Linked DNA regions of Homo sapiens: region 1 is linked to region 2. The links are chromatin loops, found by intact Hi-C in ENCODE. Cell type or tissue: OCI-LY7. All regions are shown on one strand. Each heading gives the region's core, and the rest is flanking DNA. Links, peaks and the distances in the headings are about the cores only. Region 1 overlaps SMG1 (SMG1 nonsense mediated mRNA decay associated PI3K related kinase). Region 2 has its middle 21 kb from the start of SMG1.

The links. Hi-C counts contacts between places; a loop is a spot of excess contacts. Peaks named below come from ENCODE experiments on the same cell type or tissue, not always from the same donor. Only the 100,000 strongest peaks of a DNase experiment are listed, where the experiment ranks them.
Region 1: it touches region 2 in a loop (7-fold over the local background); 3 of 110 quality-filtered maps call a loop at or near these places.

What each region holds. Positions count from the first base shown.
Region 1 is chr16:18,892,524-18,900,523 of GRCh38, reverse strand. It overlaps SMG1 (SMG1 nonsense mediated mRNA decay associated PI3K related kinase), which reads left to right. Exons shown (of 63, transcript NM_015092.5): 2 at 3,568-3,731; 3 at 4,317-4,472. Among named protein-coding and RNA genes, the nearest start is that of SMG1-DT, 30 kb to the left of the region's middle. In OCI-LY7, for the core only: no CTCF peak of the experiment used is centred there; no DNase peak of the experiment used is centred there; H3K4me3 peaks cover 2,199 bases; H3K27ac peaks cover 2,367 bases.
Region 2 is chr16:18,941,191-18,953,022 of GRCh38, reverse strand. No RefSeq gene overlaps it. Among named protein-coding and RNA genes, the nearest start is that of SMG1, 21 kb to the right of the region's middle. In OCI-LY7, for the core only: CTCF peaks have their summits at 6,682 (motif pointing right) and 9,414 (motif pointing right); a DNase peak (open chromatin) is centred at 6,672; H3K4me3 peaks cover 505 bases.

The DNA.
Region 1 (8,000 bases), core at 1-8,000, 51 kb after region 2:
ACTTCACACTTTCCAGAGATGACACTCTCTCTCTTTTTCTCTCTAATACTTACAAGAATGGACTGCAAGGCTACATTTAGTCAGGCGATACCATCCCCAGCACATGGTGGATTGTTGGTGTGAGGTCTAAGGATTCTGGTCATTTGAAACGAATGGCCTCCTAGATTTGTGGCATTTTTCTGTATATTGAGAATAGGTAGCTAAAATAAGTGGTAACTATATTTGCATGTGATTTGTATGTTACAGTTAACATTTAAATTCTCTTATGTACTAAAATTTTTTTGGTTGCCACATTAAGCCTCTTTATCCTGTAAGGCACAGAGTGGCTTTCCACCTCAATTTTTGCTTTAATGTATGAACCCTAATGGGACCATAGTTCAACTAAAGGCACCTAACTCATGAATGATATTTGCTCCATGTTTGAACAACAAATGTTTTAACCCACTGTCTTCACTAATATTGTAACTACTGTCTTACAGATTGACTTGATGCAAAACATCACAAAGGCTCCATATTATACAGTATGCGATTTTTGAGGTATGAGCTTTAGAAACTTACCTCTCATGTGGCATGTACATCAGGCTTTAACTTCAGTTTGATCGTTGTGGGGAAATTTATGCATTTCTTTTTTTTTCTCTCCATGATATTTTTAGAATATTAAAGGGGCTGTAGAGGTATTTTTGGATCATTGCTAGGATTCTTAGACTTAACAGATAGATTTTCTTTTTTCACTAAATTGAGACACTAATTCTGGCAGATGATATCCCTTTCAGCTCTTCTAACTAACTAGCCTAACATTCATGCCTGCTTCTTGGAGTTCAAATCTGCAGTTTCTATTTTGTGGCTTTGATTGCCTCATTTTAAGTGCTCATTTCCGTTCTTTAACAGTTTTCTATTTATTGGACTGGGATGATCTTGTTGGTGCTAACAGCCTGACATTGACATTTTTTGAAACCTAAGTAGTCAAGATTGTATAAAAATAGAAATTTCATATAAATGCTAAAGCATTTTGTGCTTTTAGGTTCAGAATGCTTACAACCTGAGTTCTGGTTGGGGATGCTTTGATCAATTTGTATTAAAATAATTTGGCAACTAGGGAGTTTTTAGGTATTTCTGAGACAGTGGCTCTATTCCAGTTAGTTTTTTTTTGTTATATTTCTGAAAACACAAATTTTTTTTGGGAAAAAAATCTCAGTGTTCATAACTTAGGGGATTTAGAAACCTTATTTCTAACCAACGGGGAAGCGGCTCCTGGTTTTACAGTTTAGTTTGAAATCAGATGCTTCGTAGTTGGAAACACATTGTTGGTAGCAACAGATTACCCGGTTTCTTCAGTGAAGTATTTAAGTTGCTCTATATTGACTGTAAAAACTTGTCTTGATTATATTCATATACTCATGAACTGTTTGTACATTGTCTTTTAGACTGGAAACTGAGTTTATTTTGTATTATGGTCATAATAACTTTTAACATACCCTGCAAACTAAGCGTTTCTTTATAATTCATTATCTTATTTAAGCCTCACAACAACCTTGCATGTTAGGTAGGTATCATCCTCATTTTATGCAAGAGACAACCAAGGCTTGGAGATCAAGTAATTTGTGCAAAGGCACACATACTTTTCAGTGCTGGAGCTGGGATTTGAGCCCAGATCTTTTTTTAACTTGTATTCTCTGCTGCCTTATGGTACTACTGTGTCACCAGAAAGTGATACAAATATTTAACTCTTAATAGTAAAGGTAGTATAGGAGATAAGTAAACATGATGAAAACAGGAAGTGAAGATATGTTTAAATATTGGCAGACTCCATTTATCTTTGTGTTTCCGAATTAGTCAAGTGCTTATTTTATTCGCTCATCTAATAAGAGCTTACTGTGGCATACATATAAAGTTCAAACTCTGTCAGAAAAGATTATAAGCTCTCTTATGTTTCAATCTCCTTTCAGAAAGTAATCGTATGCTATGATTTATATAGATGCATGTTAAATGTGCTATTTTTAGGTACATAAGGAATGTCTTTTCATTAGTTTAAAAAAGTTATGGTCCATTGAGTTAATATTTTAATGCTTATAGACTTAGTATACTCAGAAAATATTCTCATACATTTTTCTTGAAATTCCATAGATTTTATTTTCCCTTATGTTCTAAGTACTTAGCTTTATGAATAAATGAACTCTGAATATTAGAAGATACTCCTTATGGAGCCTTAGTCATTTTAGTATGCTAGGTTTTGAATTTCATGAAGTTTCAGATTGAGATCCTTTATAAGTAATGACTTGTACCAGTTAGATATCCAAGTTTAATTGGACCTGTTGTCTGCATTCTGTATTAACAGTGATTGCAGTAAGTGCAGATCAAGGTGTCCAACTGATTGAGCTCATGCTAAGTTTTATGTTTAGTATTTTTGGAAGCAAGGAAAGACTAATAAACTCTAAACGAAATATATACAGTATACAAACACTGCTGTCACTTTTACACCATAGAGGGAGGGGCAAAGCATAGAGGAATAGCTTAGTGTCTGGCCTTGCCAGTGTCCTAAACTTTTCTAAAAGATTCAGGTTCTAAAAGGTTGAGAAAGCATTTTTAGTAAATATCATAGAAGTGATTTTCTTTTTTTTTTTTTTCTCAAAGTTGTTCCTCTCAGGAGAAAATCAGTAGGGGAAGAACTTACTTGGATTTTTCGTATGCTATAATAGATTATTTTGTTGTCTTCTTTCTTGATAGTTTATGATTGATGGCTGAAAGAGTAACACTCATGAGAAGTCTTGTAACTCAGCTCTGTTTTACTTATGAGGTAGTTGAAGCGTAGAGCAGATACTTAGATGAGGACACACTTTTACCCTTGGCTGTACCCTACTTGTTTACTAATAAGCATCAGGTATTATTCTAAACAGTACCTGAATTTTAAATAGATTATGAACTACAACTTTCTGATATCACTTTATTGCATTTCTGATACCTTTTATTTTCTTAAAATGTCTTCTTTTTTAATTTTTAAAATTCTGATTGCTACTCTTTACAATTAAGGCATCTGCAATGGGGTCTTCAATACTACAGTACCTAATCAGTACTTAGAAAATAACTTGGTAAGACATTGCCCGTCCCTGACATGCTGCCAGTGTTTTTTATTTTTATGACAGGAAAGGCTGAAATTTTTTGACTGATTAACCCTCTCCATGGGGGAGAATTTAGAAAGAATTATTCTTATTATCAAGTCATGTGAGGAGAACACTGGACCAGAGTAACCAATTGTTCTGTTTTGCCTGGGACAGGAGACTTTCAATGGTAAAACCAGCAAAGTCACCCTAATCCCAGTAGTTGTTCATATTTCTGAATGGGTCTTTAGAACAATAGAAGAGACTGAAAAGTTGGCATTTCATCCATTGAGAATCTCTTCCCAGTGAAAGACTTCTTATTAGACAGCTGAGTGCTTACATATAATATATAGTACATATTACACTAAATAGTAATGGTTAAATGTAAAATTTGGGAGAAGAGAGGCTTGTATAAAGAAATATTTATTTATGTTATTTAAAGTTCTAATCTTAAACTTTTCTCTTTTTATAGAACTGATAGTGCATCAGCCGACCCAGATAATTTAAAATATTCTTCATCCAGAGATAGAGGTGGTTCTTCCTCTTATGGACTGCAACCTTCAAATTCAGCTGTGGTGTCTCGGCAAAGGCACGATGATACCAGAGTCCACGCTGACATACAGAATGACGAAAAGGGTATATATATTTTCTTATTGCTACAAGCATGTTTTTTGAACCTACCTGTCTCACCTTCCTGCCTTCTTATACCCCCAACTTTCTTGCTTTCTTCTAATATATTTAAAATATGAATAACAAATGCAGTGTTATTTCTGAAAACCTCATAGGACATTTATCCACTTTATTATTTTTAAAATTTAAAATTTTTTCCATACATAATTCATAAATGCAGTTTTCTTACAAGGAAGATACAATACTATTTTTGTTTTTATTTTCAAAAATATTTAGCTAAGGTTGAAGTTCCTCTTGGCTACTATCTCTAAACTTCAAGAAAGTTTTAAAACAAGGTACAAAATTTGATTTAATTTAGTTTTCATTTCTTTGCTTATTTTCCAATGAAGGGATCAAAATAAAATTAATTTAACTTCAAAGGTGTATTAAAAGAAATCAAAATGATTTTCAAGGCAGACAGTACAGGAAAAAGGTAGGAGAAGCAAAGGCTGGTTGAGCTGCAGATTGAGTAATAAGATCCTGAGCTATCAGGAAATTGACTGAATGAAACGAACAATCATATTTAAATAACGTACACATTGCTGTTTGTAGGTGGCTACAGTGTCAATGGAGGATCTGGGGAAAATACTTATGGTCGGAAGTCGTTGGGGCAAGAGCTGAGGGTTAACAATGTGACCAGCCCTGAGTTCACCAGTGTTCAGCATGGCAGTCGTGCTTTAGCCACCAAAGACATGAGGAAATCACAGGGTAAGGCTGGGAAAACGGGGACCAATCACATACACCTTCCAAAGACTTGTATCTCCTCTTATTCTGGATGCCTCTTACTAACGCCTTGCACAGGCATAAGTTGATTAGCCTACTGTGCAGGTAAAAATTGTTTACATTCATTTCCCACTAGAAAGGTTATAGTACATTTTAAAAGAGAAGCCTCTTAAAACAAGATTAGAAGACTGGATAAGATCTTACAGAAAAGGTTTACCCAATTATCGTGGATATTGAATGTATAGTGCATAGTAGGCTCTTACTACAGCAAGTCCTTGAACTCTTGGGCCTGTGGAGGATATAGATATATATAGAGAGGGGGTACTTTTCTGTCTTTTTTTTTTTTCTCTTTTAAGTTCAGGGTACGTGTGCAGGATGTACAGGTTTGTTATGTAGGTAAACGTGTGCCATGGTAGTTGGCTGCACAGATCATCCCATCATCTAGGTATTAAACCCACCATCCATTAAGCTATTCTTGCTGATGCTCTCCTTCCCCCTGCCCCCTAGAGTGGGTACTTTTCTGGTTTTTTTTTTTGTTGTTGTTTTCAATATATTTTTTTGAGACAGTCTTGCTCTGTCACCCAGGCTGGAGCACAGTGCTGCAATCTCTGCTCACTGCAACCTCCGCCTCCCAGGTTCAAGTGATTCTCGTGCCTCAGCCTCCCAAGTAGCTGGGGTTACAGGTGCATGCCACCACACCCAGCTGATTTTTGCATTTTTAGTGGAGACAGGGTTTCACCATGTTGGCCAGGCTGGTCTCGAACTCCTGACCTCAAGTGATCACGCGTGCTCATTACAGGCGTGAGCCACCGGGCCCTGCCTAGAGTGGGCACTTTTCTAAAGTTAAATACACTGATAGCATTTCTGCCTTATGATGTAGCCTCACTGTATAGGTGAGTGCCTTGGAAGTTCAGAGGATTGGCCAGGTGCAGTGGCTCCTGCCTGTAATCCCAGCACTTTGGGAGGCTGAGACGGGCGGATCACGAGGTCAGGAGATCGAGACCATCCTGGCTAACACGGTGAAACCCTGTCTCTACTGAAAATACAAAAAATTAGCCGGGTGCGGTGGTGGGCGCCTGTAGCCCCAGCTACACGGGAGGCTGAGGCAGGAGACTGGCGTGAACCCGGGAGGTGGAGCTTGCAGTGAGCTTAGATCGCGCCACTGCACCCCAGCCTGGGCGACAGAGCGAGACTCTGTCTCAAAAAAACAACAACAAAAAAGAAAGTTCAGAGGATTGGAGGTAATGATAATTTTTTTCCTTAAAGAGAAATTTATCGGTAAAGCTGAGTTATGGGGCTTTGTCAGATGTAATTACTTTTTGGACATTTAGTTTTTGACTTTTTTTTTTTTTTTTTTAATACTGTGTGTGTGCTTTGTGTATCTTGGTGAAAATCTTTGTGCCTGTAGCTTTTATTGTTGGTATATAACTTTTAAAAAACTGATTTCTTTTTATGTTTTCACAAGTGGAATGAATTCAAAGGCTATGCTGTTTGTTAAAATAGAGTATTTGAAGCCTGAGACTTATGATATTATAGAAGCTAAACAGCGACTCTAAAGTAGTTCAGTAAACAATTCCTCTTCTTCAAAGGCTCAGGGTCATGTAGTTTGCTAGTGACAGAATTGTAAGTAGAGCCTAATTTCCCAGCTGGTAACTTGATGACATTTTTGGTATCTGTCCTTATTGAAATACTCTATGGGCTAGGGATTTGTAAAAACCCTATTCTTCTCTCAGACATTGTAGTTTCTTTTTTTTTAACTTTTAAGTTCAGGATACCAGTGCAGATTTGTTACATTGGTAAACTTGTGTCATGAGGGTTTGTAGTATAGATTATTTTATCACCCAGGTATTAAGCCTGGTACCCATTGGTTGTTTCTCTTGATCCTCTCCCTTCTCCCACCCCCTACCCTCCAAAAGGATCCAGTGTGTGTTGTTCCCCTTGTATTTATTTATTTATTTATTTATTTATTTATTTATTTATGAGATGGAGTATCTCCCTGTCACCCAGGCTGGAGTGCAGTGGCGCAATCTCAGCTCACTGCAGCCTCCACCTCCCAGATTAAAATGATTCTCCTGCCTCAGCCTCCCGAGTAGCTGGGATTACAGGAGCGCGCCACCACGCCCGGCTAATTTTTTGTATCTTCAGTAGAGACGAAGTTCCACCACGTTGGCCAGGCAGGTCTTAAACTCCTGACCTCGTGATCTGCCTTCCTCGGCCTCCCAAAGTGCTGGGATTACAGGTGTGAGCCACCATGCCCAGCCTTCTGGTTTCTTTTTTTACCAATGTTTTCTCATACCTTAGAAATGAAACTGTCAGACCCTTTGTGATTTGTTGTTTACGTATGTATTGGCTAATTATGGTAAATAGCACAGTTGAAAATGTTTTGCAAAAATTGAGGTTTTTTTTTGTTTTGTTTTTTGAGACAGTCTCGCTCTGTCACCCAGGCTGGAATGCACTAGTGTGATTTCACTGCAACCTTCGCTTCCCAGGCTAAAGCGATCCTCCCACCTCAGCCTCCTGAGTAGCTGGGATTACAGGCATGTGCCACTATGCCCAGCTAATTTTTGTATTTTTCGTAGAGATGGGGTTTTACCATGTTGCCCAGGCTGGTCTCGAACTCCTGGGCTCAAGTGATCTGCCTGCCTTGGCCTTCCAAAGTGCTGGGTAATTACAGGCAAGAGCCACCTCGCCCAGCAAAAATCTAGTTTTTAAAGGCATCTTTATTATACTCATAGTATTCACTATTGTTTGCTTGTTCTTGTGATTAAAAAATAAGGGGAGAAAAGTTGTGGTTTGCTACCTTTCTAGTGGAGGCATGCCTTGCATGTGGTAGATGATAATTAGACATTTGTTGAACTAAATGTGTGAAAACTTCATCCCAGGGAAATGATGATAATGTGAATAAGAGGCTTTCCTCCAGTGGGATACCTAGATGATAAGTAGAAGCCTATATCCTGTTTTTACTTGATTGAGACTTTATCCGTACCCCTTGGAAGTTGTTTAATTTACCTACACCCGGGCTCTTTACCTGCATGTTGAAAACAGTTTGGAATGGACCCAAAGAAAGTTGTTACTAAGGCCTTTCTTTTTTCTCTCCCAGCCAGTCCTCTGGATTGAGGTGTTCGGTTGGCCTAGGGTTATTCATTTCTTGTTTCCTTCAGCAAATATTTTTTTGAGGGTCTGTTATTTGCCAGGTACTCTGCTGGGATCTGGAATATAGAGATGAACAAAAGAGTGATAGGACCTATATTCCCTGAGCTTTTATTGACCAGTGGACTGTGACTTTTGATGTAATTTTATTTTTGAGAGAGGGTCTTGCTCTGTCACCCAGGCTGGAGTGCAATGGGGTGATCTTGGCTCACTGCAACCTCCGCCTCACGGGCTCCAGTGATTCTCCTGCCTCAGCCTCCCGAGTAGCTGGGACTACAGGTGCACACCACCTTGGCTGGCTAGTTTATGTAATTTTTTGTATGTCTGTGGAGACAGGGTTTCACCATGTTGCCCAGGCTGGTC
Region 2 (11,832 bases), core at 1,939-9,938:
GGAGTTCGAGGCTGCAGTGAGCTATGATTGTGCCACTGCACTCAGGCTGGGTGACAGAGCAAGACTCTGTCTCTTAAAAATATATATATATATATATTCTTATGGGAGCCAGATGGGAGAATGTTCAATGTCAGGAATGTCCCTAAAGAGACCAAGCTTGTTGCTCCAAAAAGTTATTTCTGAATCAGCGTAATGTTTTCTCCAGTTTTTACTTCACATTTTGCATTTAGAAAGGGAGAAAAGATGGCCAGGCACAGTGGCTCATGCCTGTGATCCAGCACTTTGGGAGGCCGAGGCAGGTGGATCACCTGAGGTCAGGAGTTCGAGACCAGCCTGGCCAAAATGGAGAAAACCCCATCTCTACTGAAAATATAAAAATTAGCTGGGCGTGGTGGTGGGTGCCTGTAATCGCAGCTACTCGGGAGGCTGAGGCGGGAGAATCACTTAAAACTCAGGAGGTGGAGATTGCAGTCAGCCAAGATTGCACCATTGCACTCCAGCCTGGGAGACAAGAGCAAAACTCTGTTTCAAAACAATTAATTAATTAATTAGTTAATTTAAAAGGAGAAAAGAAAAAAGCATGCTGATTTACAAATAAGCTTCAAGATGAAGCAGAGGTAAGGCCCAGAAGCTGTTTTTAAATATTTATTTTCTAGCCTGGCCAACATGGTAAAAGCCCAGCTCTACTAAAAATACAAAAATTAACCAGGCATGGTGGTGCACGCCTGTCATCCCAGCTATTCAGGAGGCTGAGGCAGGAGAATCGCTTGAACCTGGGAGGCAGAGGTTGCAATGAGCTGAGATTGTGCCACTGCACTCCAGCCTGGGTGACAGAGAAAGAACCTGTCTCTAAATAAATAAATAAATATCTTCCCCCAGGAAATTTCCTTTACTTACCTATTTAATTTCTTTCAGGGGCATTTTCATAACCAGTAGCCTGAGTTAAGTGGCACTTAAAAAAAAACAAAACAAAACAAGGTCTCAGTCTGTTGTAGAGACTGGAGTACAGTGGCCCAATCATAGCTCATTGCAGCCTTGAACTCTTGGGCTCAAGCAATCCTCCTGCCTCAGCCTCCTGAGTAGCTGGGACTGCAGGTGCATACCACCATGCCCGTCTAATTTTTAAAATTTTTTTTTGTAGAGATGAGGTCTTGCTATGTTGCCCAGGTTGGTCTCAAAATCCTAGGCTCAAACCATCCTCCCTCCTTGGCCTACCAAAATGCTAGGTTTTTTTTTTTGTTGTTTGTTTGCTTTGAGACGGAGTCTCGCTCTGTCACCCAGGCTGGAGTGCAGTGGTGAAATCTCGGCTCACTGCAAGCTCCACCTCCCGGGTTCACACCATTCTCCTGCCTCAGCCTCCCAAGTAGCTGGGAATACTGGCACCCGCCACCAAGCCCGGCTAATTTTTTGTATTTTTTTAGTAGAGATGGGGTTTCACCGTGTTAGCCAGGATGGTCTCGATCTTCTGACCTCGTGATCCACCCGCCTCGGCCTCCCAAAGTGCTGGGATTACAGGCATGAGCCACCGTGCCCGGCCGCAAAATGCTAGGATTATAGGTGTGAGCCACCATGCCCTCATAAGAAAATTCTTACTCCTTGGACCATATCTTGGTGTCTCTATAGCTATAGCTCAGTTCTTCTACCCTTGGGATAAAAACTAAGGTGGTTAAGCCATGATACTGTAAAGGAGTCATGGGATTTTACTGACATAAAGGTGATGTTCTACCACTGTTCTAACTTAGGAAATCTGCAGCATGCCCAGGCACAGGAGTTTACCCTCCCATCAGCACCACCCTCTGAGGACAAGCCCCATCACCCTCTGCTCTAGAGAGGTGGCAGTTGTCCTGAACTATGGCGGAGGCAGTTGTCCACGTGGAGTGGATAGATTGGAGAGCTGGCAAGTCCTGTGGCATAAATAGAGGACCACAGGCTGGCTACAGTTGGTAGACACTTCTCCCCAGGTGGCAAGAGAAGGATGGCCAATGCAGCGTCTGGACACTGACAATTTATACTTTCTTAAGTGAAGATCAGTGGCCTCCCCTTGGTCTTCCCTTTGGTAACACAGCTGCTGTCTATGAGGTCCCTCACCTCTTCATCAGCCCACAGGAAGTGGTTCTTTTTTTTCATCTATATAATTGTGTTTCTTTTTTAAGTTTTTCTTTTTCTTTCTCTTTTTCTTTTTTTGAGACAAGGTCTCTTTTTTTATTTTTTTATTTGTATTTTATTTACTTATTTATTTTTGAGACAGAGTCTCGCTCTGTCGCCAGGCTGGAATGCAGTGGTGCAATCTCAGCTCAATGTAATCTCTGCCTCCTGGGTCCAGGCGATTCTGCTGCATCAGCTTCCCGAGTAGCTAGGACTACAAGGCACGCACCACCACACTCAGCTAATTTTTTGTATTTTTTTAGTAGAGAGAAGGTTTCACCATGTTGGCCAGGATGGTCTCGATCTCTTGACCTTGTAATCCACCTGCCTCGGCCTCCCAAAGTGCTGAGATTACAAGCGTGAGCCACTGCACCCAGCCACAAGACAGGGTCTCATTCTGTTACCCAGGCTGGAGTGCAGTGGTGTGATCATGGCTCATTGCAGCCTCAACCCCCTGGGCTCAAGTGATCCTCCTGTCTCAGCCTCTCCAGTAGCTGGGACTATAGGCACACACCATCCCACCTGGCTAGTGTTTGTTTTTTTGTTTGTTTGTTTGTTTGGTTTTTTTTTTTGGAGATGGGTTATTGCTATGTTGCCCAGGTTGGTCTTGAACTCCTGGCCCCAAGTGACCCTCCTGCCTCAGTCTCCCAAAGTGTTGGGATTACAGGTATGAGCCACTGCACCCAGCCTATAACTATTTTTCTATTTATTTGAAGCACAGTTAAAAAAAAAAGGTATACTTTGGAAATTCAGTGACACAAGTTACACTGCCATAACTGAGAGATATCATACAGTTAAAAAAATTAAAAAGTCTCTCTGAACCTATTCTGGTTCAGGAGTCTGCTCAATAAAAATAATAATAATAGGCTAGGCACTGTGTGCTCATGCCTGTAATCCCAACACTTTGGGAGGCTGAGGTGGAAGGATTGCTTGAGGCCTATGTGTTCAAGACCAGCCTGAGCAACATAGTGAGGCCCCATCTCTACAAAAACATTTTTTAAATTAGCAGGGCAAAACTGGGTGTGGTGGTTCATGCCTGTAATCCCAGTACTTTGGGAAACCAAGGTGGGCAAATCACCTGAGTTCAGGAATTTGAGACCAGCCTTGCCAACAAGGTGAAATCCTGTCTCTACTAAAAATACACACAAAAAAATTATCCGGGCATGGTGATGTACACCTGTGGTCCCAGCTACTCGGGAGGTGGAGGCAGGAGAATCGCTTGAATCTGGGAGGCAGAGGTTGCGTGAGCCGAGATCACGCCACTGCACTCCAGCCTAGGTGACAGAGAAAGACCCTGTCACAAAAAAAAAAAAAAAAAGGAAGAAAGAAAGAAGGAATGAGAAAAACAAAAGAGCAGGGTGAGGTTGTGTGCAACTGTAGTCCCAGATACTCAGCAGGCTGAGGTGGGAGGAGGATCCCTTGAGCCTAGGAGTTCCAGGTTGCAGTGAACTATAATACTCTCAACCTGGGCAACAGAGTGAGAACCTGTCCTCCCTGCCAAAATAATAATAATAATAATAATAATTGTTCTCCCATTTTGAACACTGCATTACATAATTTTACCTGCCCAAGGAAGTATTTCTGAAAGTGTGATCACCAGAACTGGCAGATTCAGCCACACTTCTTTTTTTTTGGGACGGAGTTGCGATCTTGTTGCCCAGGCTGGAGTGCAATGGCATGATCTCGGCTCACCACAACCTCCCCCTCCCGGGTTCAAGCGATTCTCCTGCCTCAGCCTCCTGAGTAGCTGGGATTACAGGCATGCACCACCACGTCTGGCTAATTTTGTAGTTTTAGTAGAGACGGGGTTTCTCCATGTTGCTCAGGCTGGTCGCGAACTCCCGACCTCAGGGGAGGTGATCCACCTGCCTCGGCCTCCCAAAGTGGTAGGATTACAGGCGTGAGCCACCGCGCCCAGCCACACTTTGTTAAAAATACAAATTCTTGGGTGGGTGAGACCACCCTTGCCAACAAGGTAAAATCCTGTCTCTACTAAAAAAAAAAAAAAAAAATTGGCTCATGCCTGTAATCCCAGCAGTTTGGGAGGCAGGAGGATCGCTTGAAGCCAAGAGTTGGAGACCAGCCCGGGCAACACAGCAAAACCTGGTTTCTAAAAAATAAAAATATAAAAATAAAAACTTAGCATGGTGGCATGTGCCCGTGGTCTCAGCTACTTTGGGAGGCTGAGGCAGGAGGATCACTGGAACCCAGGAGTTCAAGGCTACAGTGAGCTATAATGGCACCACTGCATTATAGCCTAAGCCAGATTCTCAAGCCCTACCCAGACCTGATGAGTCGGAAACTCAGGAGGGTGGATCCCAGCGATCTGTGTGGTTTTTTTGTTTGTTTGTTTTGCTTTGTGGGTTTTTGGGTTTTTTTGTAACAAACTCTCCAGGTAACTTTGTGTACACAAAAGTTTGAGAGTGACTGCTCTAGTCTAAGGCAGTGTATCTCAAACTTTACCTCACACTAGGATTTCTTTGGCAGCTTTGAGAAATTCTAATGCTCAGGCTTCAATCACACTTAATTAAATCAGAATCTGGTGATAGGACTCAGGCATCAGTAGTTTTTACACATCCCGCAGGTGATTCAAGTGGGCAGGAGAGTTTGAGAACCAGTGTGGTCTAGTACGCGCAGCGTCACCATCCCCTGGGTGCCCGGTAGAAATGCAGAACCTCAGGCCTGGCACAGTGGCTCACGCCTGTAATCCCAGCACTTTGGGAGGCCTATGCAGGTGGATCACTTGAGCCCAGGAGTTGGAGACTAGCCTGGGCAACATGGTGAAACCCCTGTCTCTAAATACAAAAAATTAGCTGGGAGTGGTGGTGCGCGCCTGTGGCTACAGTGAGCCGTGATCGTGTCACTGCATTCCAGACTGAACCACAGAATGAGACCTTGTCTCAAAAAACACAAAAACAGGCCAGGTGGGGGGGCTCATGCCTGTAATCCTAGCACTTTGGGAGGCCGAGGTGGGCAGATGACTTGAGGTCAGGAGTTTTAGACCAGCCTGGTAAACATGGTGAAACTCCATCTCTACTAAAAATACATTTTTTTTTCGAGACAAAGTCATCACTCTTGTCACCCAGGCTGGAGGGCGATGGTGCGATCTTGGCTCACTGCAACCTCCATCTCCCAGGTTCAAGCGATTCTCTTGCCTCAGCCTCCCAAGTAGCTGGGATTACAGGCGCCTGCCATCACGCCAGGCTAATTTTTGTATTTTTAGTAGAGACAAGGTTTCACCATGTTGGCCAGGTTGGTCTCGAACTCCTGACCTCAGGTGATCCGCTCGCCTCAGCCTCCTAAAGTGCTGAGATTACAGGCGTGAGCCACTGCGCCCAGCCAAAAATTCAAAAATTAGCCAGGCATGGTGTGAGCCAAGATCATGCCACTGCACTCCTGGCTGGGCGACAGACAGCAAGACTGTCTCCAAAAAAAAACTCTTAAAAAACAAAAAGAAATCTCAGGCCCTGCCCCAGAGCTGCTGAATCTGAGGCTGTACTTTAACAAGTTGGGGTGGCGGCGGGGGCAGAATAGCTCTCCTTTTTTTTTTTTTTTGAGACAAAGTCTTGCTCTGTCACCCAGGCTGGAGTGCAATGGCATGATCTCGGCTCACCGCAACCTCCGCCTCCTGGTTCAAGCAATTCTCTGCCTCAGCCTCCCGAGTAGCTGGGATTACAGGTGTCCACCACCATAACCAGCTAATTTTTTTGTATTTTTAGTAGAGATGGGGTTTCACCATCTTGGCCAGGCTGGTCTTGAACTCCTGACCTTGTGATCCACCCACCTCAGCCTCTCAAAGTGCTGGGATTACAGGCGTGAGCCACTGTGCCCGGCCTTATTATTATTTTTAATAGAGACAAGGTATTGATATGTTACCCAGGCTGGTCTCTAACTCCTGAGCTCAAGTGATTCTCCCGCCTCAGCCTCCTAGAGTGCTCAGATTACAGGCATGAGCCACCCTGGCTGGCCCTGTGACTCTCCTAAGCACATTAAAATGTGAGGTGCCCTGTCCTGGAATACAAAAACTCAATCTGAGATGTGTGTCTGAAACTGTCTGACTTACAGATCAATGATCCAGAGGTTGTTGCTTTATTTTCTTTTTTCTTTTTCTTTTTTTGAGATGAAGTCGTGCTCTGTCACCCAGGCTGGAGTGCAGTGGCACGATCTTGGCTCACTGCAATCTCCACCTCCTGGGTTCAGGTGATTCTCCTGCCTCCTGAATAGCTGGGATTACAGGTGCCCACCACCACACCTGGCTAATTTTTGTATTTTTTGGTAGAGACAGGGTTTCACCATGTTGGCCAAGCTAGTCTCAAACTCCTGACCTCAGGTCATCCACCCACCTTGGCCTCCCAAAGTGCTGGGATTACAGGCGTGAGCCACCGAGCCCGGCCAGCTTTTGTTTTTCTGATTCTCTGGTAACAGAGACTGTTTTCCCGCCCAACCCCCGCACCCCACCTCAGATGATCTGTCTAGGGGAGCGGAGAATGGCCTGGGAAAAGTAAATTCAATGAGCACCTCCAGGGGGCCCTAGAGAGAGTGAGTAAGGGAGGAGGAAACACTTTAATTAACATTCGGATAGATTCTGTTCCTCATATTATTAATTACTGCATTGGTTCATGGTAATCCCAGGAGGCCTCCCCTAAACCAGCTATTTCTGGCTCTCCCCGCCCCACCCTCCAATTTTTTCTTTTTACTCTTTTCTCAGCATCTTATCAGATTCCTGCTGAGCAATTTAGAAAGTGAAACCAAGCCTGAGTCAGAATTGGAATACACATTCATCTGGACTTCGTATTTCCCTGAACAGGTAGAATAAGAACCCCAGATTGCAATGGGCCTTCTGACCAAACGCAACAGAAATGTCATTTTCCTTGGGTTTTTTTTGTTTGTTTGTTGTTTGTTTGTTTGTTTTTCGTGAGACGGAGTCTCCCTCTTTTGCCCAGACTGGAGTGCAGTGGCATGATGGATTCTCCTGCCTCAGCTCCCAAGTAGCTGGGACTACAGGTGCCCACCACCACGCCCAGCTAATTTTTGTATTTTTAGTAGAGACAGGGTTTCTCCATATCGGCCAGGCTGGTCTCAAACTCCTGACCTTGTGATCCGCCCGCCTTGGCCTCCCAAAGTGCTGGGATTACAGGCGCGAACCACCGTGCCCAGCCTGTCCTGGAATTTTTTAATTGACAAGATCCTTTTGTACTAATCCCATTCATATATTTAAGTCTTTTTTCCTTAGCTTGAAAATGATTTATGGCTGGTTCATTTCTCTAGAGTCTCCAAACCCACACTCGCTTTGACATATGTGCGCATATGTGCAGTCATGACAAATCAGGAGTTTTAGGATGCTTTTGTATCCTGGGCAGTGCGGTATGGAAAGAGGTTAGGGCTGGGATACCTGGATCCCTTAGAGGAAGTCACTCTGCTATGCTGGGTCTCTGTTTTCTCACTTCCAAAATAAGGAAATTTGATGCCCGAGGGCGCAAATTCCAATGCCTACAGGAGCTAAGGAATAGCCTAAACGGGACTAAGCGTGGCCCCTACTCAGCCCCTCTTTCTTTGTTAACTTCTGGGAATGTGGGTCCAGAATTGCCAGATTTCAAGTAAAGCAAATAAATAAATAAATAAAATAAAATCTGGATTTCCATTTGCAATTTCTCAATTTATAAATGCCAGGAACTAACACAACTTTATTTTGCAGAATTTGGAAATTACACAAAATACTCCTGAGGCCATCGTTTTCCCTAGAGCCAGCGAGGTAATGACTTCTAGATTAAATGATATCCCAGGACTTTTTTAGGATCCAATTCTTCCCCTCCAATGCACTTGGGGGCTTTTGGCTTTTCTCTCTCTCTCTCTCTTTTCTCTGTCACCCAGGCTGGAGCGCAGTGGTGCAATCACAGCTCACTATAGCTTCAGTCTCTGGGGCTCAAGTGGTCCTCCCACCTCAGCCTCCTGAGTAGCTGAGACTACAGGCATACGCCACTATGCCTGGCTATTTTTACATTTTTTTGGAAGGATGGAGTCTCACTTTGTTGCCTGTTATTTTTGTGTGTGTGTGTGTGTAGTCATATCTGTGTCTCTCATTTATTCCTTCACTAAATATTTGAGTACCCATTATAAGCTGGAAACTGTTGTTGACAGAAAAAAAAATGAGAAGGGGTTTGTACCTTTGAGTTAGCAAATGAGACAGCTAAGTCACATGCCACAATAAATAATAAGGCTTAGTGAACAACTACATTTGCTGAAAAGTCTAAGATAAGGCGGGTCCAGGTCTTTAGCAATACACACAATCATTCTGAAGCTTGGCATTTTAATCTGTAAAATGGGAATAATAATACCTCCCCATCAAGCATGTGTGAAGATTAGAGCTCTGCCTGTGAAGTGCTGAGATGTATACTACCTGGCATGGGGTACATGCTTGTTTCAGTCCATGGATGCTGCTGTAAAAAAATAGTGGCCAAGTGCGGTGGCTCACACCCGTAATCCCAACACTTTGGGAGGCGGGCAGATCACCTGAGGTCAGGAGTTTGAGACCAGCCTGGCCAACATAGTGAAACCCTATCTCTACTAAAAATACAAAAATTAGCCAGGTGTGGTGGTGCACACCTGTAGTCCCAGCTACTCAGGAGGCTGAGGCAGGAGAATCTCTTGAACATGGGAGGCAAAGATTGCAGTAAGCTGAGATTGTGCCATTGTACTCCAGCCTGGGCGACAGAGTGAGACTCCATCTCAAAAAAAAAAAACAAACAAAAAAAAACGGATAAACTGGCGGCATATAACAACAGGAATTTATTTCTCATAGTTCTAGAGAATAAGTCCAAAATCAAGGCACCAGTAGATTCGGTATCTGGGGAGGGCTCACTTCCTAGTTCACAGATAACACGACACCTTCTTGTTGTGTCCTTACATAGTGGAAGGCACAAGGCAGCTTCTTGGTGCCTCTTTTATAAGGACACTAGTCTTGTTCATGAGGGCTCTGCCTTCGTGACCTAATCACCTCCTGTATTAGTCCATTTTCACACTGCTGATAAAGATATACCTTAGACTGGGTAATTTATGAAGAAAAAGAGGTTTAATGGACTCACAGTTCCACCTGGCTGGGGAGGTCTCACAACCATGGCGGAAGGCCAAAAGCTTGTCTTATATGGCGGCAGACAAGAGAGAATGAGAGCCAAGCAAAAGGGGCAACCCGTTATAAAATCGTCAAATCTCGAGACTTACTCACTATCGCAAGAGCAGTATGGGGGAAACCACCCCCATGATTCAATTATCTCCCACCAGGGGTCTCTCCTACAACACGTGGGAACTATGGGAGCTACAATTCAAGATGAGATTTGGGTGGGGACACAGCCAAACCATATCACCTCCCAAACACCTAGCTTCCTAAAACCATCATCTTGAGTGTCAGGATTTTAACACAGAAACTTGTGGGAAGCAGGGCATGGTGGCTCTTGTTTGTAATCCCAGCACTTTGGGAGGCCAAGGCGGGCAGATCACTTGAGGTCAGTAGTTCGAGACCAGCCTGGCCAACGTGGTGAAACCCCATCTCTACTAAAAATACAAAAATTAGCTGCGCATGGTGGTGTGTGCCTGTAGTCCCAGCTACTCGGGAGGCTAAGCAGGAGAATTGCTTGAACCCAGGAGGTGGAGGCTGCAGTGAGCCAAGACTGCGCCACTGCACTCCAGCCTGAGCGACAGGACAAGACTCTGTCTCAAAAAAAATAAATAAATAAAAGAAGGCCAGGTGTGGTGGCTCACGCCTGTAATCCCAACACTTTGGGAGGCCGAGGCGGGAGGATCACGAGGACGGGAGACTGAGACCATCCCGGCTAACACGGTGAAACCCCGTCTCTACTAAAAATACAAAAAAATTAGCCGGGCTTGGCAGCGGACACCTGTAGTCCCAGCTACTTGGGAGGCTGAGGCAGGAGAATGGCATGAACCTGAGAGGTGGAGCTCACAGTGAGCCGAGATCGCATCACTGCACTCCAGCCTGGGCGACAGAGCGAGCCTCTGTCTCAAAAAAAAAAAAAAAAGGAAGGAAGGAAGGAAGGAAGGAAGGGAGAAAGAAAGAAAGAGAGAGGGAGAAAGAAAGAAAGAGGGACACAGAGAGAAAGAAAGAAAGAAAGAAAGAAAGAAAGAAAGAAAGAAAGAAAGAAAGAAAGAAAGAAAGAAGAAAAAGGAAAGAGAAAGAAAGAAAGAAAGAAAGAAAGAAAGAAAGAAAGAAAGAAAGAAAGAAAGAAAGAAAGAAAGAAATCTGTGGGGAACACTTTCAGACCATAGCAATGCTCAATCGATGCTATAATATTTAGTGTTTCTGCCTTTGCTCTGTTGCCCAGGCTGGAGTGCAGTGGCACAATCACAGCTTACTGCAGCCTTGAACTCTTGGGCTCAAATGATTCTTTTGCCTCAGTCTCCCAAGTAGCTGGGACTATAGGTGAGTGCCACCATGCTCAATTAATTTATTGTTTTTATTGTTTTGCAGACATAGGGTCTCACTATGTTGCCCAGGGTGGTATTGAACTCCTGGCTTTAAGTGATCCTCTTGCTTCACCCTCCCAAAGTGTGGGGATTACAGGCATGAGCCACCACACCCAGCCCTGGTGTTACTATGTTTATTATTACATTATAAACTCCTTGGAGTTAAGGGTGGGGTCTTATTAAAACCAAACGTGGCAATTCCTAACTTGTAGGCAGCAGGTTGTGTTCCAAAAGTGTATACCTCAGAGCTTTTTTCCCACAGAGACAGCATCAACTGCTTATTTCCCAAGGCAAATCTGGAAACACTTATTTAAACTATAAGGTGACTTAAATATTGCACAACTGCAATTAAAAAAAAACTCAGAAAACAGCACTGATATAATGGAAATACAGCAGGAGAAGCAGCTCTTGCAGGTTCTTTTTTACAAGAGATGATAAAAGGCTTCTTGCTTGTGAATGGCCCTTGAGACTCTAAGGCAGGATTAATTAGAAGACCAAGAACAAGAGTTCACACTTCAAGATTCTGAAGGAGGCTTCTAGGGATGTTTAAGGGCCTTTAAGAGGGATGAGTCTAGGTTTTTAAATTTGTTTAATTGCACTTAAAAATGTATAACTTTCCTTTTCCTTGAGCCAATTTTCTGTAACATTGTTTCCACACATATCCTTAAAGTATCATCTTCAGGCCAATGATTCTCAAATTTGCCTATTTAGGCCACATGTTTATAGACCCTACTCCTGGCTTGACATGTGCACTTGGCAATCTCATGCACATCTCAGATTTAACATGGTCAAAACAGAACTCTTGACTCCAATTTGCCTCTGTCCAGGCCTTTCTTATCTCAGTAAATGGCACCAACACACTGGTTACTCACATCAAAACTTGGGAAATAGCTTTCTTTTCTTTTCTTTTCTTTTTTTTTTTTTTTTGAGATGGAGTCTAGCTCTGTTGCCCGGGCTGGGGTGCAGTGGCACAATCTCGACTCACTGCAACCTCCGCCTCCCGAGCTCAAGCGATTCTCCTGCCTCAGCCTCCCAAGTAGCTGGGATTACTGGTGCCTGCCACCACACCCAGCTAATTTTTGAATTTTTTTTTTTTTTTTGAGACGGAGTCTTGCTCTGTCACCCAGGCTGGAGTGCAGTGGCGCGATCTCGGCTCACTGCAAGCTCTGCCTCCCGGGTTTACGTCATTCTCCTGCCTCAGCCTCCCAA